3 separate regions of the Homo sapiens genome follow, and regions 1 and 2 are each linked to region 3. Evidence: chromatin loops called from intact Hi-C (ENCODE). Cell type or tissue: dorsolateral prefrontal cortex. All regions are shown on one strand.

Region 1 (8,000 bases), 150 kb after region 3:
ACTTATTCCTCCTCGCCCACTTCTAGACACTTGCCATCTGTCCTCCCACCTGTGCTGGCATCAGGCAGAGGCTGTGCCTGTCTTGCTCATGGCAGAATCTCCTGTGCCTGACATGGTGCCTGGCACACAGTAGGTGCTCAGTAAATGTGTAAGGGGTTTCCATAGATTGAACACCTGATCACCATGGCCTGTTCCCCCAGTGGAGCCCCACCTGTGAAGGCTGCAGGGCTTCTGCCCTCCGTGACTCCCCAGCACCCAGCTCAGCACTTGGCACATAGCAGGTGCTCAGGAAATGCTTTTGAGTAAGTGAAATAATTCCATTGCCAGTGCCTGTTTGTCATCTGCCTCCCCAACTAGACATTAAGCTAAGCCAGGTGGGCTGACTCTGTCTGTTCCCCGGCAGCTGGCAGGGCCCCCTGCACACACAGAACACTGATGGACTCTCTGTGATCCAGGGTTAATGGCAGGATCACGGAGCAGGCCCTGGGGTGGAAATGAGCAGGGCGGGCACTGCTTTGGGCCCAGTGGTCGGAGAAGACCCAGGTGAGGAGGCTGCATTGAGCTGAGATGTAATTGGTTCATTGGGAAAGGCGGGGAAATCATCACAGCAGTGGAAACAGCCCTTGCAAAGCTGCATCTTTCAAAGAAAGGGTTGAGGTGGTTATGTAGTCTTGTATTTGGAAATTGGGGCTCACCTGTAGGCAAACAGTTTTCCTGACGGAAGGAAGAAGATGATTGTGGAGCAGCCCGAGGCCTGCCTGTGAAAGAAGGGAGAATGGGACAAGGTGGTGGCCGTCGCTCAAGAGTGTTTTGCTCCGGGAAGGGGAGGCAGAAAGGGCTATTCTGAAGGCGGAATTGACAAAGATTTGGCAAATTAGGCTTGGTGGAAGGGGACTGGGGGCTGGCCTCCTCCCTTCCTGTCCATCTGGTAGACTGGAAGCTTTTAACCTGGGTTTATTGGAAGAAGCTCTAGTGGGAGAGCCGCACAGGAGAATCTCATCTGTGAGTGGATGTTAAGAGCGGCCAGGAGGCACTTCGCAAAGGCGAACAGGAACCACGGAAAGGAGCCCGGGGTGTTGGCGGCAGAGGGAGGGCACTTTCCTTGGTTGGTAATTTAGGGAACATTTGGTGAAGGGCAGGAATGGCTGGTGAGAGCTAGCTTAGAGAGGGGCGTTATATGTGCAGGGGCTTTCCAGATAAATCACAGAAATGATCGCTGTAGAATATCTACTGCGTGCACTGCTCTTTAGCTGTGGTTTATGCACATTGCTTAGCAGCACTCTTGGTAAGAAAGTTGGGCCTCGCCAGTGGACTAGGCCCCCTAACCCCGAGGCGCCTGCTAGCTCAGTGTTTTTGGTCTGTAAACTTGAGCCTGGCATTGGCTGTGGCTTGGACAGGGCCCAGTGACACCTTTGCCTGAGACTCACCTGTGTGTTTGTGTGTTGGGCAGCGCTGGAGAAGAAGATGGCCGGCAGGCAAGGCCGAGAGGAGCTCATCAAGAAGGGGCTGCTGGAGATGATGGAGCAGGGTAAGTGGGACCCGTCCCTGGCTTGGAAGGGCACGGTGCTGGGAATGCAGAATGGAAAGTCTCACATGAGCCCAGGAAGCCCATCAGAAACAGTGTAGAATCCAAGGAGGGCCGTGTTCAGATGAAGCCTGCAAGGTTGGAGAGACACCCCATGTCAGGAGCCATTCCATTGGTCCAGCCCCCAGGGGCACGGGAGACCCCATTACTGAGCTGAAGAGCTCCCCCTCATGGCACCACTCCTCTCTGGGGAATGTCTAACAGAGCTGGGTGTGCATGAATCTGGTGGTTTATCCCAATTCCTTTAAAGTGGTAGCAGTGGTTTTTTCAGCATTAATTTTTTTTTCATATTCACATTTCAGTCCTCCATTTGGGCAAATTATTTTTAATTCCACTATTACCTACTCCCCCTACCACCATGTAGGAAGCATTCAGGACATGCTGGGGCGGGGTGGGATATTGTGCACGCCCTGTCTCATTGGTCTTCCCAGCATCCCTGGGGAGAGAGGCAGCGGCTATCCCACTTGCAGACGAGGCGTGGGAGGGTCTGGGTGGTGACTGCCCCAAGTCATTGCAGCCTGAGAGCAGAGACACAGAACAAATCCTGATCTCTTGGTCTCTGGTCTAGAGAGCTTAATCTCAGTGGGGTCTACATAATCATCTTTGTTTCCATCTTTCAGAAAGGCCAGTTATTATCACTCATGCAATTAACTGAACAGAGTTCTTTAATTCCCAAGTCTTTCTCTTTGTGATGGATTCCTGGAGGTGTGAGGCCCAGGACTTAGATGCTGACACTAGCCCTTGGTGCCTTCCGGTTCCCTGAGAGGCTAAATCTTGGTTAGGAGGTTTCACAACACCTCACTGCCTCTGGAAGACTCTCTGGAGCTGGACCAAGCTCTGGCCTGCTGATTTGAGGAATCTGGCCATGCATAGCCAGTTTCCTGAGGCTTGCATGGATATATTGAATTCCTCTCTCCCCACTTCAGCCTTAAAATATTACTAGTGTCTTTGTAATTTGGCCCAAATATCAGGAATTAGGAAGGAAGCTCATGAAATAAACGAATCCAGATTTTATGCAGCCGGGCCTGTCAGCACACAAACCCGATTGTGGGCCCAGGCTTTTGTCATTGTTTCCTCTCTTTAGACTCGAAGAGTGAAGTATTTTGATGATGCTATTTTTAGGGGAAATCTACATGGGAAATTGCTTCATAGTGATAATAAAACCTTACATGTGCGAGGAAAGCTTGGTGTCAAGTCCCGTGGCACTCAGATGGTTAACGCCGTCGTGACGCTCGGATTTGGCGGAATGCGGTTGCTGAGCTAGAAATCTGGAGGATTTTCACTGGGATGGGACAAAAAAGTGTCAAACTCCGGCATTTTGAATATGTTGCCAACAAGCATACCTTTGGATCTTAGGGAAGGAGAAAGGAAGATGAAAACAATGCTAAGGCCTTTTCTCATCTATTCTAAAAAAAACACTACTTTTGTTGAGTAAAGAGTAAGTATATAGATTTGGTTCCTCTCAAAAATGAAGCTATAGTTTGACTAATTAAAGGGGAAAACTTCTAGGAGCGTTGGCTTTTTTCCACTCTGAATTTTTGCAAGATGACTTTGTCTGATGAAGTCATAGCAGAGGCTGGAGACGAATGCTTGGCCGCGGCCAGGCTGACAGTGTGGCTCTCACCCTGCTGCCGTGGGAGCCTGGTCTCTGGCTTCCGTGCCTCTGACGGCGACATCACACACCCGCAGGCTTACAGAATCACTTTAGATCAGGGTCGGCAAACCTTTTCTGGAGAGGGTCAGATAGTGCATATTTCAGGGGGACGTGCAGTCTCTGTTGCAACTACTTGTCTCTGCTTTTGTAGCGCAAAGGCAGCCGGAGACAAAACATGCATGAGAGGGCATGGCTGTGTCCCAAGAAAACTTTATTTATGGCCACTGGCCTTTGAATTTTATATAATTTTCATGTGCCACAAACTATTATTTTTCTTTTGATTTTTTTTTCTTTTGTCAACCATTTAAAGATGTCAAATCCAGGTGGGGGAGCTGGATTGGTCCCCACATTGTGGTTTGCTCATCTCTACCTTCCATACTCTCTCTCTTGCTAAATGATTGTGGACCAGGGACTAGAGTGGCCTGAAACACAGTCTCTTTCCTTGAGAGGGAAAATGCACTCCTAAATTGATGCCATGACATTTTATTGAGGGCCCACTCTGTGTCAGGGTCTGTGCTAGCTGCTGAGGACACAGGTGAGCAAAATACTGTTCTGAACGCACATCCAGTGGGGCCATTAGGTAATCCCACAAAAAGCCGGCAACTCACGACCACAGTGAGTGCAGTGAAGGATGCAGCACCCTAAGATCATGAGACAGGACCTGACCTGGTTCTCGGGGGGCCGGGAGATGTTTGAGTCAGGTCCAAAGGTGGGCAGGAGGACCTAGGCTGGTTCTCAGAGTCTGTTGCATATTAGGATCACCTGGAGAGATTTAATAACCCTCCACCGCTCAGGCAGCAGTTAAATTAGATGCGCTGGGCGTGGGACCCAGGCAGCAGTGCTTCCTCATCCTCCACAGCTGATTCCGACTTTGATGCAGGAAGGTTGAAAAGCCAAGAGACAGAAGGAAGCGGGGAGTGACTTCCAGCCCACAGGAGCAGCAAGCACAAGTCCCCGCGGTGGAAGGGACCTTGAGATGGTGGGTTGGGTTGGAGGAAAGGAGGAAGGAGGAAGCAGGAAAGGGAGAGGGGCTTGGGTCAAGACGCCTCCCGTCTTCCCTGCCCACACACCGGCTGGGGTGGCAGAGGCATGACCACGCTGCTGCGGGAGCCTGGGGCGGCCACAGTGCGAGTGGGTGGGATCTGCGAGGAGCCCGAGTGTCTCTGCAGGGAAATATCAGGGACCGGGCAGCAGGGGTTGCTCTGGGAGGGGACTTGGACTTGCTTTTCGCAGTCGACTCTTCTGTGCTGCTTGAATCCTTTACTGTGTGCCACCTGTAATCAACCTGTAATCAACGTGCTGTAATAACGGGATCCACGCAGATGCTTGGCCACAGGCTCCCGGCTAAATCCTTCCCTGCACCGCAGTTTCCGTCCTGCACTAGCTTCAAAAATGTCTTTTCTCACTGGGTCGACCTGAGGTCAGACCCTGTCTGTCCCTAATCCTCCTGGTGCTGGGTCACCGGGTCCTCTTGCAGGATGACTGGAATTGTTGGCGGTGGCTGTGCACCTGCCCTCTCCGGCTCAGGGGAGGATCAGGCTTGAGGGCTGTTGCTCTGGGGTAGGCACGCAGTGCCGCCGCCTCTGCTGTGGATGTGAGGACTCTCCAGGGTGAGGAGCAGAGGCGCTTTCCTGGCTTTGGGGTTAAGGAACCGGCTTCAGGGTTAAGGAACCGGCTTCAGCCACCGCCTTCCACTGCTGGCAGGGACGAATCTGCAGCCGGGGGCGCCCTCCTGTGGCCGGCCAGGCTCATGAGCCTCCCTGCAAGGTGGACGGGACTTCATGCAGGACAGGCCCTGTGAGGCTGTGGGAGTGGATTGTCAGGGACTCCAGAGCCTCATTTGAGCCCCCTCGAAACTCACATTTGAACTTCCTTGGCCAGGACAAACCCCAGGATTGCCCTCTGCCCTGCACACGCGCATGTATGCACACACACATGTACATACACATTGGACACCCTGGAGCTTGCCCTGAAGCAGGTGGGCAGCCTGGTGGAGTGAGCCGGACTCTGGGCAGGGCCAGCAGAAGAGAGCCCGCCAGCTCCCGGGGGTGAGGCAGCATCCAGGGCATGAGTTTGCTCCCTCTGGGGTGTTACTTTATGATCGATGGTCTGTTTTATGAACCACTGTGACCCCCTCCCCTCTCGTTCCTGTGACTCTAGTCGCCAGCTTGGACCTAGGAAGGACCCTGCTGGTGGCGTTATTACATGACTAGATGTGTGCAGTGGAGCCCGTTGTGCCCTGGGGAGGGCAGAGGGGACCCCTCTGATCTCTTCAGTGCTCCTTCCACCCTCGTCTCGGATATCCGTGACTAAGTGAGGCCAGACCAAATCTCTGGTACAAGGGGTCCCCTTCCCCAGCCCCCTTGCCCTGGTCCCCAGCCCACGTTTCTCTGTGCTAGACACTGTTTATGTTCTGAATGACTTTCCTCCATCTCCCTGTATGCGTTGACTTGGCATTTTCTTAAATAATTTAAGGAATTTCCTACCCCGTCATTGGGTATAAAAGAAGAGAGTTTATTACTCTGTGCTGTGTTCAGTGACTTGAGATTGACTAGGCATTCTTTCCTCAGGGAATTGGACAGTGACAAATCAAGTCTATCTGGTTTCCATGTGGTAGGAACGCCGGGGGACACATGTCTGCACGTGTGCACACACATGCACGTGCACCTGTGTGCACCCACCTGTGCTTGCACTGTGCACATGTGCCACGACACACGTGTGTGCCTGCGTGTGCATCTGTGAGTGTGTGTGCATGTCTGCAACACGTTCCCTCTCACTGTGGCTGCTCAGGTGCACTGCCCCGCGCTCCCCTCTGCAGCCCTCAGAAGGAGAGTGGCCGGGCGGAGGCTGGCCTTCCAGCGAGAGGAGCAGGGCCTGGGCTCCCACCGCTCCCCCAACCCCTCCCCAACCAGCGTTTCTTAGCAACGGCCCTGCCACCAGGGCTATTTTGGGAACTGAAACTTTTCACTGAACATGATTATGAGCTGGAGCTCTGACCGCAGCCCAGAGAAGTCCTGCAAGAAGTCCTTGCAGAAAACCTGCAAGAAAGCAGGGGAAGGTTCAAAGACTGTGGAGGGGCATGGTGCTTTTCTGAGTCTGGAGACCTCTGGGCCTTCCAGGTTCTATGTTCTGACCTTTTTATAGTGGCAGTTGTGATGATTTTGATGATGACGATGGAGGCATCCTTATTATTAACAGCAGTGACAGTCATGGCAGCAAAAGACCTGTGCATTCTAAGGTTTGGTGTCCATAACTGCAAGTGGTGGGTGGCAGCCTTGCCTGTCACATAGGGTAGGTGTGAAGCTCAAGCTGGCAGAGCCCTGTGCTCCCCTACGCCAGCTCTCACATTCCCTGTGTGTTGCCAGGGGCTGGGTAAGCTGTGCTGTCACGGTTGCACGTCAAATGCGAGTAAGTCGGTCACGAGAAGGGGCTGGTTTCAGTTTTCAGCTTTGTGACCTCTAATTTTGTCTACTCGGTGAGCTCTCTTGGCTTGTATCTGGGTTGGTGGGCTGTTATAGCCAAGGGTCAAATGTGGCTCAGGACCTGTTTTTATGTGGTCTTTGAGCTAAGAATGCTTTTTAAATAGAAAAGACTTTCATAAAAATTAAAAAAAAAAAATCAAGGGTTGCAGCACGGGGGATACAGCACGTGGCCCACAGAGCCCGTCACAATGGCCATCTGCGCCTTATGGGAAGAGCCTGCCAGCCTCGCCTGGACCTCTGGGCAACTGACGCGGCTGCATGGATGAGATCGTCCAGCCCTAAATCTCCAGACTTCTGGCATGGCTGACCTTTTCATTCTCCCCGGAGGAGACGTGTGCGGCAGAGGGAATATGATCAGCAGCGATGACAAGCTCAAATCTCTTCCAGGGTCCCAGGCAGGAAATGGGTCTGGCATGAGTCCTGGGTGTGGTGAGGACTCTGGAGGGAGAAACGGTTCTGTCCTAAGCCTGCTGTTAGCAGATGGGCCCAAAGGTGCAGACCAAGGGGCCAGATCACTCTTGTCACCCTCCTCTTCTCGTTGTCAGAAACCATCACCAACAACAATGACAGAAAGCACATGTAAAGTGCCTACCTTATGCCAGACACATTCCATACCCTAGCTCCGTTAATTCTCACTATGTTGCCATGAAGCAAGCAGAAATATTATCCCCATTTTATAGATAAGGAAATTGAGATCCAGAGGAATTTGCTATTTGGGCACAAAACACCGTTTGCAGGTGGTGGGACGCATGATGGGGTGACTGTATACTGTTTGTCCAAACAGGACACTTTTAGGAGTGAAAGGGACACTGTTGAAGGACACAGGGATGGCAGGTAGGAATCGGGACTGACCAGGTCCTATGGACCCTGACCCTGAAGTAAATGTTGCCTCCTCCTTCCACTGCCAGGATGGGACGTGTGTGGAAGGAGGTCAGCGTAGGCTAGCATCCCCAAACGGCCACCTCGTGGCTGTGTCGACATGTGCAGGTCACACTGCCCTCTGCACCGGGCCTCCAGGAACTGCTGTAGAGATTGAGAGGAGTCCTGCAGGGCTATGTGGAGGCTTTGTGCATGGGGCTGTAACGTGCATCTCAGTGACGTGACTGTGACTTGCTGGCCGAGGGCCCTGCCATCCTGCAGTTGGGTAACTGAGCCATTTATTTTGCTCTCCAAGTGCTGAGCCCCTCAGCATTAAGGTGCAAACCCAGGGATGGCAAGTGAAGGGCCAGACCCTCAGAGGCTGCAGCAGCCGAGCTTCAAGAGACGGAAAGCACCAGGT
Region 2 (8,000 bases), 230 kb after region 3:
TCTGCACACACCCTCCTGGCCCTGCCTCTCACACCTGCTCTCTCTGTACACACTGTCCTCACTCTGCCTCTCATACCCACTCTCCCACACACTCTGTCCCTGCCCTGTCTCTCATGCCTGCTCTGCACACACAGTCCTGGCCCTGCCTGTTACGCCTGCTGTCTCTGCTTCCCTCTCTCACGTCCTTCCCTGCAGGGTGCGTCTCTCCCTCCTCTTTGCACACATGTTCTTGGCCTTTCTTCCTCACTCCACTTTCCTCCTTTCAAAAGTAGCATTGGCAGGGCTGGGTGTCACTGTGAATGACATTCTCTGCGTTACCTTGACTGTGAGAACAGAAAGTGCCTCTCTACAGGTAGATGCGAGTTTGGTCCTGAAAGTCAAGGGCCTGGTTTTCCTCCGGAGGATTTGAATCCTTCCCTCTCCCTGCTCCCCTCCCTTCTCTCCTTCCCTCCCTCCTTCCCTCCCATAGTTCTCAGGCACCAGGTGATTCCTCAGTACCTCTGAGAGTCCCCAGATGGAAGGTGACCTGGATGTCCCTTGGTGTCCATGTTGCTGTCTTTAGCACCTGGAAGAGGAGGTAGAAGGGGCATGTTCACGGTGGGGTTGGGGAAGCCTCTCAGGGCAGCCCGGGAACCATCCGGAGAGACTGGTGCTGGTGACCAGCTGGCCTTCATGGGCGGGGGTGCACGTGATCTTGGTGCCTCACCTGAGCCCTTGGAACACCCGGCTCCAGGAGGCTGATTGGAGGCGAGACCCCTCCCCACCACCACTGGGGCTGTTCCTGGTGCAGAGGGTGAAGGACTCATCTCATCTGTATCCCAGGGGCACTAACCCAACCCTGGGCAGGGCAGTCTAGAGTCCCTTTTTGGCTTAGGGTGGGCCACAGAGCCAGGCTGACAAAACAGAAATAGCAACAGTGATGGAGACAGTGCGGTGTGCAGCTTGCGGAGCCCAGGGCACAGCGGCCTGGCTAGCCCCCTCACATACGGCTCTCTCCTTTCAGTCTCACCAGGTGAGACCATGGAGGTGCAGAGAGGAGACTGGCTGCACCCAGGAGGTGGAGGACAAGAGACACTGGAGAGTCTGGGAGGCCAACTCCACGTACCTGGAGTTCTTTTCTGTGCTGCCCTGGGAGGGAGCCCAGGCTCCAGGGGACATATTTCTCCTGCAGGGTGGGGTTGGGAGGACAGAGTAGGCAGGAGCCTTTGGCCTGAAGGCTTGTCACTGTGGGCACAAGAGGCATGGGACACCTTCCCGACATCAGAAGCCCCCCACTGCACCAAGCTTGGCGGGGCTTCCTGGTGGAGTTGAAGTTGCCCTGCCTCCTATGCCCTCAGGACACAGGAGGCAGGCCAGCCGTTCTGTTGCCTTTTGGAAACTCAGGGCAGCTCTGTGGATTGTCACAGCAACTGGAGCTCCTGCTGTATTTTCAGGATGGTCCCGGGAGGCAGGTGTTCTGCAGCCATGGGGCACTCCCTTAGCAATGAAGACTGGCCCCCCATTCCACTTGACTTCTGAATGTCCCTGGGACACTCATGAGAGTCCGAAGCCTGTTTATGATGACCTGAGCCTCATCCCAAGTGCATTGTGGACACACACAGGAGGTATTTTGGTGGAGCTGTATTACAGGTGGCGTCTCCTGGAATGCAAAATGCCAGAAACCTCTCCCACAGATTGGGGAGGGAACCTTGCTTTGTCCAGAGCTTCACCAAGAAGCATTCCTCCACTAGTGTCTCTCAGGGCATGGAGTGACCAGTGTGGCAGCTGTGGGTCTGTCTGCATTGGTGGCTGGCACTGTGATGGTGATTTTTCTGTAGCGGCAGCATTGGCATTGTGTGCTGTGTCACCCAATCCAGCCATGCCTGGCACTTACTTACCTATCGGAATATGTGTTATTTGATTAAAACTTAATTTCCTTTTTCCTCCTTTATATTGCAGATAGGGTGTTATGTTGTTTTTTTGGTTATGCGTGTCAGGGATTTGGAGGAAAAGGGACAAGACAGAACAATTGTAATAATGGGGGTGTGTGGGGTACAGTGGGGCTGCGGACCCGTGTGAGGAGAAGGACATCTTTGCCGGACAGGGACAGTGTGAACAGCCACTTATTGGTAAATGCAGCTCGACGTGGGGCCATCACCCGGCATGGAGTTTTGGGAGGGGTGGGAGTAGGAGGGGCTGCTGGAGGGGTCACCGTAAACTGAAAGGCTTTGCTGAGGGCCTTGGAGTTTGTCCTGAGGATGGTGGGAACCCGGGCTTGAGCTCATCGTGGGAGTAGGAGTTAGAGTTATGCTGCTGTGGGCAGGGAGGTGGACAGTGTGGAAGTCTCCATCATCCAGGGCTGAGGCTTGTGGCCTGGATCAGGGAAGTGGCCTTGGGGATGGAGAGAGGCAGATGGATGGATGGACGGATGGATGGATGCAAGCAGAACCCAGCAGACTTGGAGCTTCCTGGGGTGTTGGACGTAGGGAGTAAGAGGAGCCAGTTCTCCCAGGGGTCTGGTGTGTGCCTGGGTGGTGGCTGGAGCCAGCCCCTGAGCCCAGGATGCTGGGCACGGAGCAGGTGTGAGGAGGTGGGGAACAGGGTGTGAAAAGGTCGGCTTTGGACTCAGAGTGCCTGGAGTCACATCCTCCCCGGCATCCCAGAAGTCAGGACTGCTGGCTGCTGAGATGGGGCTTGCCCCAGGCATGTGGACCAGCAGCCAGCACCTCTCAGCTGAGCCCTCAGTCGGCAGAACATCCCTGCTTGCTGTTTCCTAGTGTGGACACACTCCATCCCCTCTGCCTGGATGCCCATCCCAGGTCTTTCCCTGGGCGGTTTCTTTCATCATCCAGGCCTCATCTTATGGCCTGGAGAGTCCTCTTCTCTTCCTGAACTTCTCTCCAGACACACCCACATTGCTCTGACGCTCTGAGACATAGGGTCAATGTGCCTGTCATCCGTGCACCCAGATGGTGTGCGCCTGGGGGCAAGCAGACGAGACATCTGCCCCATTCACCATCAGATGTCTGAGGATGCATCAATGCGTCGTGTGAATGGTGTGTGGAGACGCTGCCTCGCTGGGGAATCCCATCTCCAGGCGGGGGCCGCCAGCTTTTCTCAGTGACTCAAGGCGGCTGTGGGGCAGGATTGGCATTCCCAGAAAGGAGCCTCCCAAAATAGCCCGGGCGTCCCCTGTGGGTGTCGAGCTGTCTGTTCTCTCTAGGAAGGCATTCTGCCTTGTATGGAAGGAATTGCTTCTCAATTTCTGCTCCACACTGAGGTGACTTTAGATGTTGATTCAAACCTTTTCTGTGACATCTGTGCTGGGGTGAGATCAAGATTTGGGGGATGTGCGTTTAGTGGGGCAGCCTGGCTGGGTGGGGCTTCATTGGGGAAGCAAAGCTTGGGGAGCTGGAACTATGCTTCTCCTGACCCCGTGTCCTTCCACTTCCTGAAATTACCTGCAGCCCCTGCTGCTGTGCTCATCATGCAGGAAGGCAGTCAGCTGAGCAGTGTGTGCAGAGGACGATTCAGAAACTGGTACAAACTTGGCACTGAGACGGCGTCTGATGGGAGAAGAGGGGGTGTCTGATGAAAGAGGCTATGACAGACAGGAGCATGTGCGTGTCTGGTGGAAGAGGGTGTGCGTGTCTGATGGAAGAGGGTATGAGTGTCTGATAGAAGAGGGCGTGAGTGTCTGATGGAAGAGGGTATGAGTGTCTGATAGAAGAGGGTATGAGTGTCTGATGGAAGCAAGTGAGTGATGGACAGTGTGAGTAGATGATGAAAGAAGGTGTGAGTATTTGATGGAGGAGGGTGTGTCTGATGGAGACGGTGTGAATGTCTGATGGAGAGAGCATGAGTGATGAAGAGGGTGTGAGTGTCTGATGGAGGAATGTGTGGGCATCTGATGGAGGAAGATGTGAACATCTGATGGAGGTGTGAATGAGCAGATGTTGAAAGAGGGTGTGAGCATCCGTCTGATGGAGGAGGCTGTGAGTGTCTGAAGGAGGAGTGATTCTTGGGGATCCAGGCCTGCAAGGAGGCGCTGGGCAGGATGGAGCCTGCAGCTCTGCTGGCTGAAGGTGGAAGAGACCTGGGCTCAGCACGCCAGGTGAATAATATCAGTGCTATAGTAGTAATGATGCCACCTATTTGTGTGTCAACCTCCTCCTGTATTTAGTGTTCTCGACTCTCCCAGCATCCCTGTGGGTTTTGTTGGCAGGTGTTCACCTGGGGAATCAGAGGCTCAAGTAAGGGAGGGCGTGACGCCATCACCCAGCTGGCAGGGGTCAGAGCTGGAACTGGAATCCTAGCTCTGTGCCAGTGCTGGGGCACCAGTGCTGACTGTGGAATAGACAGTTGACAGCCTCCACAGACCTGGAAATGTGGGTGGCACAGTGGCATCATGACTCCTGGAGCCTCTCCAGGCGTCCTGACTGTCCAGGCTGTCGGCGGTCTCATCAGCTCCACCTCTAGGCCCCTTCCTCCCCATTGTTTGTCCCCTGCTCCCTGTCTCCTCTGTGCTACTCACAGCACAGGGCCAGGTGTGTCGTAGGTGACTGCTACAGATCTGTCGTGTGAGAGGCACTCGGAACCAGGAAGTGCCTGTGGGGTCACCTGTTTGGCTGGTGCCCCCTTGGCCCCCAGAAATGACTCACATCCACACTTGAACATACAGACATCCTTTTCCAGGGTGTGTTGTGCTCGATACCTTTAATTCCTGTCTGCATTCCAGGGCCTGCCCAGCCTCTTCCTGGCTCCCCAGCCCAGCCTGGTCCTTCCGGCCTCCCTGTCATCCCCACCTCTCGTGTGTGCACAAGCAGGGACCAGGTAGGGAGACCGGCAGATGCTGCTCTCTGTCCCTGGGGTTTCTTTTCTTAGTGTTGCTCCCACACCCACGCGATGCTTTAATTAACTGCCACACTCAGGCTTTCTCAGTGGGGAGAGTCAGAAATAGACTGTGGCTTCCCCAGCTCCAGGCGGCACCAGGACGTCACCAGCAGCCCCATTTCTGAATCAGGAGTCTCAAGCAGCTGCAGAGGGTGGGGAGGTTTGGGGAATCCCACAGGGGTTCTACACCCCCACCTACCCCGCCCCACCCCTCTGCAGGGCCTTCTGCAGCTTCCAAAGCCCAGCTATGCTCCGGCCACGTCTCTAGCGGCTCCTCGGAGAGCAACTTGATACTGAAGCTCAAAGCCCAGGAAGCCCTGGCGGCATCCCTGCCCCAGCCAGGTCCAAGCAGGCTATGTAGTGAGGGAGAGGAACCGGCGCCCATTCCTTTGCTCCTCGACACAGGCTGCTCCCCTTGCCTGCGCCGGCTCTGGGGGTCTGCTCTCACAGAGCTTCATGACTCGTTCAACCTGACTGCCCTTTTCCTGGCCATGGTTCTGCCTAGAAAATTTCCTGGGCCACCCTGGCCTGAGTGGCGACTGTGTGTCAGGGCAGGGGTCAGCACACTGTGGGGCAGGGGTGGTGGCCTGTGATGCATGCCTCTGCCTGGGCCTGACTCTCTGTGCTGGGAGAATGCTTCCTGGGCCTCATCCCAGCTGTGTCCCTGCTGGCTAGTTCCTGCCAGCTGGTGTTGCCGGTGTTCCTCCCTGCCTCAGCCCTCCCAGCATCTGGAACTGGCTGTGGGTTCTGATTCCAGCTGTAGTAGCTGCTGATCACATTCCTCTCTCTGAGCCTCAAGGGTCTCGCCTGTAATGTTGGCAAAGTAATTGTCTGTCCTTGGCATCAGGCTCGTCACCATTTTTCCTTTTGGAAGCCCCAACTCTGCATGAAGAGTTAGCATAGCTTCAGGTAGCAGGTGGACAAAAGGGTATCTTTTATGTATACTTAGGGTAACAAGTATTAATTTGGAGTGTGGGGTGTTTTTGCTCTGTGGCCAACTTCTTCCCCAAGTCTTGAACACTTCAGGGGGCCCTCACAGGCCTGCAGCACACTTTGTCCTTGGTATCTGGTGGGGGTCTGGGCAGGTCCGTATCTCTTGGTAGTGGGTTCATCTCCATCTCTGTTGGACAGAAATCTGGAAGAGTCCGGAGAGTGTTTGCAAATGCAAATCTAGTCCTGGCACGCCCACACCCCATCTCACCCAGGTCTGCTTTAAATCCTTCAGTGCCGCTCTGGGGTTCCAGGAGTGAATCCAGACTCTCTCTCCAGCGATGCCAGGCTGTGTGGGTCCTGCCCCTGCTCAGCCTCGGTGCACACACACCTCCATGCGATCTAAACGACCCCACCTCAGGACCTTTGCACATGTCCTCTCCTCACCTAGCGATCCCCAATCATCCTCTGGATCCCAACTAAAGTGTCACCTTCTGGGAAGCCATTCATGTGCAGATTAGAGCCTAGTCTGAACGGTGGCCTGGCCTTGTTGGGTTGGCAGAACCACCCTAAGACCCTGCTTAGCACCCTCACCTGGCAGTCAGGGGTCTTCTTGCTCACCTCAATCCCCTCCACTGGTGAGAACCACAGGGAGGGTCTTGGGGCCCACAGCACTGTCTAGGGTTCTGCATCCACCCTTCCAGGTGTGGGGTCCTGGCACTCTGTAAGTAGAGAGGCAGGTTGGTGACAAGCCAGTGGGGTCCTGGCCTGAGCACCCTTTTGCTCTGTTTACAACCCTGTGCCTCCGGGGCTGTGTCTACCCAGAGGACTGCATATTCTAGACCATTCAGGGGTACCCTGTTGACATTCAGTGAGAAGCTTGGCAGCTAGATGAAGCCCTGCAGTGAGCGATTGGACCACTACCAGACTGCCTCTGTGCCTTGGGACCAATTGCACAGTTTTTGCTGGCTTGATGTCCACGCTTTCCTGAGGTGTACCAGTTGGATGAAATGCTTTTCTGGGAACATGGTCCGCGATCAGCTGGCAAGTCACAGGTTGGGTTTTCTTGAGAAATTACTATATCCCAAGCATGCATTGTCACAAACATTTTTGTGCATTATCTCATTTAATGCTCATTAAGAGGGTCTGGTACTAATTCTCATTTTGGATGAGAAAGACAAGGTTCCAACAAAGGGCGGGGGGAAGCCTTGTTCGGGGGCCATGCCAGTGGACACTAGCCTCCAGGGACATTTGGGGTACTTCTCAGATTTGAGGAAATGCACAGCCTCACTCCTCAGGTGTCCCTATGGGTGTTCCTGGCTGGGCAGCTGGCTCAAGAATTGTCTTGAGCCACACACAAAATACAAATGGCTGGGGCCAGCATCGCGGACAGTGAAAGAGTTTACCAAGGCAGTTATAGGTAAAGAAAGGCAAATTTATTAGAGAAAGTATGAAGATCCGTTGCAAGGGTGCAATGGGCAGCACAGTAGAGAAGGGGCTGCTGGAAAGAGGCAGGCGCTGGAGGGAAGTTTTATAGGGTTGTGCCAGAGGGGCTTATGTGCAGATAAGATAGTACTGCTGGGTCTTCGAGTGGAACAAGGTGTTTGGAAATAGGATGTCATGCCAGTGGGTTGTCTGTGATTAGCTGGCTCTCAGAACAATTCTTCTCCCCCACCTAGGACCCCTTCCTCATTGTTGCTTACTTATTAGGACTCCACGTTTTACTTCCCAAGATCCCATTCCTATACACAGCCTCTCCCTCTTAGCCAGAGGAGCTGTGCAAAGGAAGTACCTTTTCATGGGTAAAAGACTCATGGTGCGCTCACTCTTGCTGGGCTTCAGGGATTTTTCATTTCTATTGCTCTAAAAGTGCCTGTGTGCCTTCCCCCTCCATCCCATCTCCTTCCTGCTTCCGAGCCCTTCTGTGGGCAGCATGGGGGCCAGGAATCTGGCTTGTTCCTGCTTTTCCTATGGTGGTCTGCCCCACCATTATTCACACACAGAGGCTGTTGGGTTCTCTTACCATTCCCTGTTTACAGAGACTCAGATACATTCAGAAGCGAGCTAATGCTGGGTGCCCAGCTCTAAGGGGAGACCCCAGACAACTCCAATTTCCTGATGATTTCTCTTCCTTTACCTAATTCCTTCTCCAAGACCCTTGCAGACACTGCTGTACCAAGTGGATTCTGTGTAACTCT
Region 3 (8,000 bases):
TGGGTATTCTACTGTTGTTGGAGGAAGTGGTTTATAGATGTCTGTTACATCCAGTTGATTGATGGTGCTGTTGAGTTCAACTCTGTCGTTACTGATTTTCTGCTTGATGGGTCTGTTCGTTTCTGATAGACGGGTATTGCGGTCACCAACTTTAATCATGCATTCATCCATTTTTTTCTTTGAAGTTCTGTCAATTTTTACCTCATGTATTTTGACGTCTGTCATTAGGTGTGTACGCGTTAAGGATTATTATGTCTTTTTGGAGAATTGACTCCTTTATCGTTATGTAATGCCCTTTGTTGTCCCTGGTAGCTTCTCTTGCTCTGAAGTCTGCTCTGCCTTTCTTCTTTACTTTTATTTTTTTACTCTTAATTGTAAGATACCTGTTGAAAAGTGCACATACCATAAACGTTCATCTTGATGAATTTTCACCAAGTGAACACACCTCTGTAGGCAGAACGCAGTTCAAGAAGCAGAATATAACCTGGATCCCAAAGCCGCCTCGTGTCCTCTCTTAACAAAACCCCTCCTCCATGGGTAGCTATTCTCTGCAGTCTAACATCATCAAGTAGTGTTGTCTGGTTTTTATTTTTCTTTGTTTTCTTTTTTCGGACAGAGCTCACTCTGTTGCCCAGGCTGGAGTGCAGTGGCATGATCTTGGATCACTGCAACCTCCACCTCCTAGATTCAAGCGATTCTCCTGGCTCAGTCTCCCAAGTAAATTACTACAGGCACACAGCATCATGCCTGGCTAATTTTTGTGTGTGTATATTTTTAGTAGAGACAGGCTTTCACCATGTTGACCAGGCTGGTCTTGAACTTCGGACCTCAAGAGATCTGTCCACCTTGGCCTCCCAGAGTGCTGGGTTTATAGGCATGAGCCACCATGCCTGGCCCTGGTACTGAACCTTCTGTAAATGGAATAAGATAGAACACAGTCTTCTTTAACAGAATATTGTGATACCTACCCAGGTTTTTGTCTGGTTAATTTCACTGTTGTATGGTATTTCATTTTGTGAATGTAGCTCAATTTAATGCCTGCTCAAATTCTTAGGTTAAAAATTTCAAAAACATTTTATTGTCTGATAACTATCTTTGATTTGGATGAGTTATTCTGCGTGTAACACCTCTGGACATTGGCATGCATAGCTTGTGTGTCTGCTCAGCAAATTCCTCTGTGTCCTTCCAAGCTCTGCTCAGCAGGGCGGTGGTGTATTTTTGCATCTGTTTTGTGTACTGCTGGATTGCCAGTGCCTGGTGCATAGCAGGTACTCAACAAATATAGGTCACGTGCAGGCACCAGTGAAAGGCCATTTCCTGGAGCTTCCCTGAGCTTCCCAGCCTGGCCAGTGGCTTCATACACTACTACCTCTCCATGCTGTGATGGTGTTGGACACGGCTTACCCCCTCACCATGCAGACTGGGCCAAGCCATCCCGTGCCTGACAGCACACAGGACAGGGCCTGGCATGGAGTCAGTGTTTGGTGCATGTTTGTTGAGCAAATGTCTGCTTTGTAAGCCGGGGTTGCTGGTAGAGATTTTGGTGGGTTGGGGAGGCCAGAGGGATGAGCTGGAGCTGGTATTATGGAAAGAATGTAGGAGCCCTTTTCTGTCCTGTTGGTAACCCTTGTTAGATACCCTGTCTGAGCCTCAACTTCATTGTTTGTAAGAAAGAGGATGATTATTCCAACCTCACAAGATTATAAATCAATGCATGTGAGGTCCTTGGTAAGCTCTAGGCTCTATAAAAGTGCTGTCAGCATTAATCTTGTTACCTCCTCCTCTTCCTTTCATACTTCCTCCTCCTTTATCATCATCATCAAGTCAGTGACTTTTCGGGGGACCCAACAAAAGCATGAGGTTCCTGCCTGTGTGAGTTGGGGTATATATGATGCAATAACAGCCTGAGCTCTGGAGCTGAGGACATGGGATCCAGTCCTGGCTTTGCAGGTTTGTGACCTGGGGCAAGTACTTAAGAACTTTGCCTCTCATTTTCCTCATTGGCTAAATGGGAAAATCACAGTTCTACCTGATTTGGGTAGTTTCAGCCTTAGCCATGGCAATCATTGTAAAGTTTTTAGAACAATGGCTGGCACATGGTAAGAGCTAAGTGTTAAGTAAATGAAAACCCTACTATCAGAGGCCTATGCCAGCAGGATGTTTGGTCCCTTTATAAGAGATCAGGAGGGAGACAGGTGCAAGGTCTTTCTCTGCTGTTAGCGTTTCATCCTCCTGTGTGTTGCTGCAGGGTCACAGGCTGGCTGCTGCTGTTCCAGGCCCCACAGGCACTCCAGAGCAGGAAGCAGGAATGCAGTCAGGACTGCAAACTGCACCTGCAATGGTGACAAATGCTTTTTCTGTAAGTGGCTCTCTCTGTCTATCAGCAATCTTTCCCAGAGGCCCCAGAAGCCTGTTCCTCTCCTTTCATTAGCTAGAGTCGGAGCATGCAGTATCTGTCACTGTGTGGGGGGACCCAGGATGGAGGAAAAGTCACCTGGAGGTCTATAGCTTTGTGCTGACAACATACAAGATGGGTCAGTGGCCCATGACACAAGAGTGCAGGGGCCAGTGGGGCTGCTTTCTGCCTTCCCTGTCGAAAGCCTCCCTGCCCCGGGTTGTGTTTCTCTGCTCTGGGTTCTGTCTTCTATCTCTGCTGCCTCATAGATAGGCCCCTCTCCCAGTCACCTGGATGTGCTGGGGGCACGGAAGGAGAATATCAAAGGGCAGGTGGTCTCTCTCAAGGAACTTTTTGTTCTGCTAATGGTGAAAGCGTATTGAGGGCTTCTGTGTGCTGTGTCAAATGCCCACACCCTGTAAGGTAGGTTATCTTCTTCTCACTTACACACGGAGGCTCAGCGGGGCCACACAGTCAGAAAATGTTGGGACCTGATCTTGTGCCTGGGTCTGTGGCTCCTGCCCTAGACAGCTTGAGTGGACTTGACCCCAAGGAGGGCTAGGCATATCTCCAGGAAGCCATGGGATGCCCACACCACATTTTTTCAGGGCGACTCTAGCTACCAGTGCCTTTCAGGGCAGAGGCCATGAATGGTGAAATCAGGGATTTGGTTCTGGAAGAGCTGGGTGTGTTGTTTTTAAAAAGCCTTGGTTGGCATTGCATTGAGCACCACTCTGGGTAGTCTCTGGTCACAGCTCTAGGTAGAGAGTCCCTCAGGGATGTGGTCAAAGGTGCAGGAAGTGAAGTTCAAGGCTACGTCGTCAAGCCAGGTCCAAGGACCATTCCCACCCGCCACTACTTCAGGTGTTGTTTTTCCAGGTGACCAGCAGAGGGCGCGGCTGCCCACCTGACGAACCTGGCCTGTGTCAGAGTGGTGGTTTTGCCTTCATCTTTCCTTGGGTCCTGGAACTCCCACACTGGTGTTTTGCCTTCTTGTTTCTCTTTAGATGGTTCCCTATGAGTTTAGCCTGAGATCGTGGCTTGAGCAGTTCTTCTTAAGCATTTGAAGTTTGCTGAATGAGTTATTTTTACATTAAGCATGAAGAAGAGTTCCCTGGAGCCCCAGAGAAGAAACTAGATTGTCCTGGGGGACTGAGGCAGCAGAGGGAGCATGAGCCCCTCAGTCCCACAAAGCCCGGAGCCAGCTTGGCCGTGGGGAGGCTGAGCCTTCACTCCTGGAGCAGGGCAGTTGCCTGGCTAGGCTCCGCCGTGCACATTCATTCATTTATTCATCAATGGATATGTATGTACTGGGAGACTACGACCTCCCAGGCACATTCTTGGGTGAACAAACACAACAAAAATCCCCGTGCCTGTGAAGCCGACATTGCCACCATCCAGGTCCTTGGCCCATCAGCTCCCCAGGGAACTTCAAGGCTCCCAGGGCCTTAGGAGAGCAGTTGGTAGCATAAGAAGACGGCGGAATTGAGCTAACCGTCTAAGTGCCCGCAAGAAGTAGCCTCAGGCCAGTGGTTGGTTTCAGTTTACAACCCCATTGTGATGGGCAGCAGACTCTTCCACATCACCCCAAAGGCTGCTTGTCAAACGGGGCTCCTCCTCTTTGCTGCCTCCTCCCTCCCTGATCTGATCCTCCCCACCCAGGAGATAGCATCACACCCACCCTGTTGTCAGTATCAGATTTGCTGGTAACCTCAATTCTACCCCCCTCATAAATAGTTAACTAGAAAACAAAACAAAACAAAACAAAACAAACCCTGGAGGTATCCTTGACTTCTCTCTCTAGTCCCCCGTAGCTCATCCATCACAAACCTGTGGGAGCCACCTTCAGAGAACACCGAGTCCAGCCTGCTGGGTGCCTCTGCCTATTCCTGCTGGGCCAGGCTGCTGCTACCACTCACCAGGATGATTTCCAGCCTCCTGGTCCATCCTGCTGCTTCCTCCCTTGCCCCACATGTCCCTTCTCTGACAGCAGCCAGAAGGATGCTCTGGAGACCCACCACTGCCTCAGTGGCTTTCCACCATCCTTGGAACAAAATCAGGCTCTTCCTGAGGTCCATGAGATGTTGCATGGTCTGGGTCATCCCCTCTTTGTGGCTGCAGATCCTTGCTCTGGCCTCTTTGCAGGGACTTCAGGGCTCCATGCTGCTCCCACCTCATGGTCTTCGCTCAGGCTGTTCCCTCTGCCCGGGGCGCCCTTCCTCCCTTGCATGTCCAGTTGGCTTCCATTTGCCCTTGCACTTCCAGAGCATCACTTCTTCAAACCAGGCTCCCTCTCTGCTCCAGATGAGGCATGCTGCACTCTGTACTCATTGAAATTAATTGATCCTTTGATTCATATTAGTCAATCTTGTCTTCTGTGCTAGACCTCAAGCTCCACAAAGCCAATGTGCAATCATGTCTCATTCATGGTGGTATTCCTGGCAAAGTGACTGTTTGGGCACAGAATAGATTCTTAGGAAATATTGGATGGTTGGATGCATCCATTGGTCTGTACCTGCTTTAAGAATGAGACCAACTTGGGAGGTGTGTGGGGGTGGAATTGGTCTTGGGGTACCATTCCTCACCACTCCCTAATGAGCAGGGGTGCCTCATACATGCGCTGTGTGTTGGAGGGGTTCTGCCATCCCTGAGCCACCTTTGCAGTGATGTGCTCCCTGGCTGCCCCTGGGCAGAGGAAACTGCCTTTGCCTTTGCGGTTTTGTGAGTTTTGAAAGGGACTTGGGCAATTTGGACTGACTCTGTCCCATCTTTGTGGTTCTTCAGGGAGCAGTGTTGGGTTATCGGGGCTGCCCTGAGTCAGGAAATGGCTTTGGGTTTTCGGATCAAGGAGATCAAGGGGCAGAAGGGGGGTCCTTCGATGAGCTTCTATCTGATCTAGAATCTGGGTGGAGACAGGGAGGGTTTCAGTGTTGATTATGCCCACCAGGGCAAGAGGCAGAACCCAATCCTCCAAATTCAAAGCTCAGCCTAGTGCCTCTACATGCTTTTTTTTTTTTTTTAAAGCTTTATTGAAAGAATTTACATATCATTAAGTTCACGCATTTAAAGTATAAAATTCAGTGGTTTTTAGTATATTTACAGAGTTATGAAACCATCACCATAATCTAATTTTAGAACATTAAGAACATTTCTAGAACTCAAAAAAGAAACGGTACCCATTAGCAGTCAGCCCCTCTCTTCTCCCACTCCCCATCCTCGGCGTCCACAGATCTGCTTTCTGATTGGATGGACATTGCATATAACTGGGTTCATGTGGCACGTGGCCTTCTGCCACTGGCTTCTTTTACTTGCATAATGTTTTCCAGGTTCATCTGCATGTGATTGTGGCACATGTCAGTACGTCCCTCCTTTTCATGGCTGCATATTATCCTACAGTTAGGATGGACCACATTTTATTTACCCATTTATCAGTCCATGGACATTTAGGTTGTTCGTAATTTTTTGGCCATTATGAAGCTTTGTTCATTCCAATAGGGTTTCTGCAATGGCCTTCCAAATCCACCCCTTGCCAGGGATCTTGTTCAGGAGGGACAATTGGTGACTTTCACAAAAACCTGTTGTGGGCCCTCAAGGCTGGAAACCCTCCTCCAAACAGGTGCCTTTCACACACCTTGGGGACCAGATCCTCACAGGGCTCAAGCCAGTCATGGTCTGGAGATGACCGACTTTGAAGTCCAAAGTCTCTCCGGCAGGCAATTTACCCGGAGACCTTATTATCTTCTATTGGTCAGTAGAGGTGGGATTGCTAACTTTTTTTAAATTTAAAACTATTTTTAGTATGGAACATCTCAAAGCCAAAGAATAATATAAGGAAAAGCTCCAGCTCTACCTACCTTTAACAAACCACAGTGCTTTGCTAAAATATATACTTCTAAGAAATAAAACTTGGTTGCATCTCATCTTCTGCTTCCCCACTCCATGTGGGCTCCTGAGCTCAAATGCCAAGTCTTATCCTTTTATATGTTTTTAACCCTCATCCATACACAGTTTGGTGGAGTAGGTGAATGGGTGCTGCTGTGTAGACCATCTGAAGGGACTAGGGATAATTTTTGGTGGTGCACGGACAAGGCAGGAACATTGGCTTAGATAGAAAGTTCCTTCCATTCTTTGTCCTTATGGTAACATTAAGGAGGATGTCTCTATTCGGTGCCTGCCTGGCTGAACTCCTCTCTCACCCTTGGGCCCTTTTTAACCACACAGGAGACAGCTCAGGCCAAGAGTGGACTCAGGTATTGAGTTAGTGCCGTGGTCCCCCCCACCAATGCCAGCCAGCGAGGCTGTGCTCCATCAGTCCTATTGAAGGCTTCCTTTAACATGCATGTCGGCCCGGTGTGGAGGTGCACACTGTACTCCCAAGTACTAGGAAGGCTGAGGTGGGATGATTGTTTGAGCCCAGGAGTTTGAGGCTGTAGTGCACTATGATTGCCCCCGTGAATAGCCACTGCACTCCAGCCTGGAAAACAGAGCAAAACTCTTTCAAAAAAAAAAAAAAAAGAGAGAGAGAGAGAAAAGAAAAAATATGTTTAAGTGCAAAGAGTTGATTTAAAGACAAATCTTAAGGGATGGAAGGATAGGTTTTAAATAGGGAAGGCTAAAAATCATAGGGATGGTTGGCAAATGACAGACAGCTGGAGACCTCTGGTGTGATCTTTCTCCTCCCCCCCACCTATAGCCAGTCTCTGGGCTCTATCCCTTCCTGCCCATCCCCACCATTTCTGCACCTGCCGTGGCTGGGTCAGCTGCAGGCTTCCTTCCAATGGAACTGAACTGTCTCAGGTGTTCACTCACCCAGACTCGGAAGGGGCCCAAGGCATGGTTGGGGGCAAGGATTCAGAAACCTTCCCATGGGGCCAGTACTCAGTGTGTCAGGACAGCCCCTGGGGACTTGGAGTGGGAGGTGTTGAAGACCCACTTGGAGAGACCCTGGGCCAAGAGCATTGGCTGTGGCCCAGCTCTTCCACGTGCTGGCTTGTAACCTGGGCAAGAGTGCTCACCTCTTGAAGTTGCCTTCATCTCAAAAGTGGAGACCACAGTAGCTCTCACCTACCAGGGCAGTTGTAGGAAGGAATGAGGTCCCCATGCAAAATGCTCAGTCCAAGGCTGGCAGGCCACTTCACCATCCAGCCAGCACATTTTTATGTGGATAAAACGTATCTATTCCTAGCAGTTTCCCACCAGTTTCCTCTTTGTTTCCTGATCTTAATTGCCAACTGTAATTAAATGATTATTTGGGCATCTTATTAGTGTGTTGGTGACCATTCTCGGCTTCACCCTCCCCCTTTCCCGGAAGACTCAAGGAGTTGGGGCGTCTCTGTGTTTGTGCACTGCTAGGTCCCTAATGCCTGGTGTGGTGCCTGGCACACACTCGACTCTGCACACAGTCTGAATGAATGAATGAGTCCTTTCTTTAGAGGTGACTGATGCTGCTGAAATAACTGCTGCTAAGAGCCCAAAGCTCTGTGTGGAGTGAACATCCACTTTATTCCCCCTCCCCACCACCACCCCGCTCAGTTCTGTCCTTGGCGCTTAACCGGGATTTCGTCCACACTGCCAGCGCTCACACTGCACTCCCAGGCCCTGCTGT

Evidence for each region. Hi-C counts contacts between places; a loop is a spot of excess contacts. Peaks named below come from ENCODE experiments on the same cell type or tissue, not always from the same donor. Only the 100,000 strongest peaks of a DNase experiment are listed, where the experiment ranks them.
Region 1: it touches region 3 in a loop (8-fold over the local background); 70 of 110 quality-filtered maps call a loop at or near these places.
Region 2: a loop joins it to region 3, with 2.2 times the contacts of the local background. A loop is called at or near these places in 10 of 110 quality-filtered maps.

The regions. Positions count from the first base shown.
Region 1 is chr20:59,746,308-59,754,307 of GRCh38, forward strand. It overlaps PHACTR3 (phosphatase and actin regulator 3), which reads left to right. Exons shown (of 13, transcript NM_080672.5): 3 at 1,451-1,528. Among named protein-coding and RNA genes, the nearest start is that of PHACTR3-AS1, 120 kb to the left of the region's middle. RefSeq lists enhancers at 4,297-4,798, 6,021-6,350. In dorsolateral prefrontal cortex, CTCF peaks have their summits at 1,784 and 4,980 (motif pointing left); DNase peaks (open chromatin) are centred at 3,221, 4,974, 6,140 and 6,576; H3K4me3 peaks cover 1,233 bases; H3K27ac peaks cover 6,289 bases.
Region 2 is chr20:59,826,555-59,834,554 of GRCh38, forward strand. The region is part of intron 8 of PHACTR3 (phosphatase and actin regulator 3); the gene reads left to right. Among named protein-coding and RNA genes, the nearest start is that of SYCP2, 100 kb to the right of the region's middle. In dorsolateral prefrontal cortex, no CTCF peak of the experiment used is centred here; DNase peaks (open chromatin) are centred at 3,117, 4,907 and 5,367; H3K27ac peaks cover 885 bases.
Region 3 is chr20:59,595,546-59,603,545 of GRCh38, forward strand. It overlaps a transcript of PHACTR3 not described here. Among named protein-coding and RNA genes, the nearest start is that of PHACTR3, 5.0 kb to the right of the region's middle. In dorsolateral prefrontal cortex, CTCF peaks have their summits at 3,285 (motif pointing right) and 3,485; DNase peaks (open chromatin) are centred at 3,286 and 7,761; H3K4me3 peaks cover 80 bases; H3K27ac peaks cover 3,908 bases.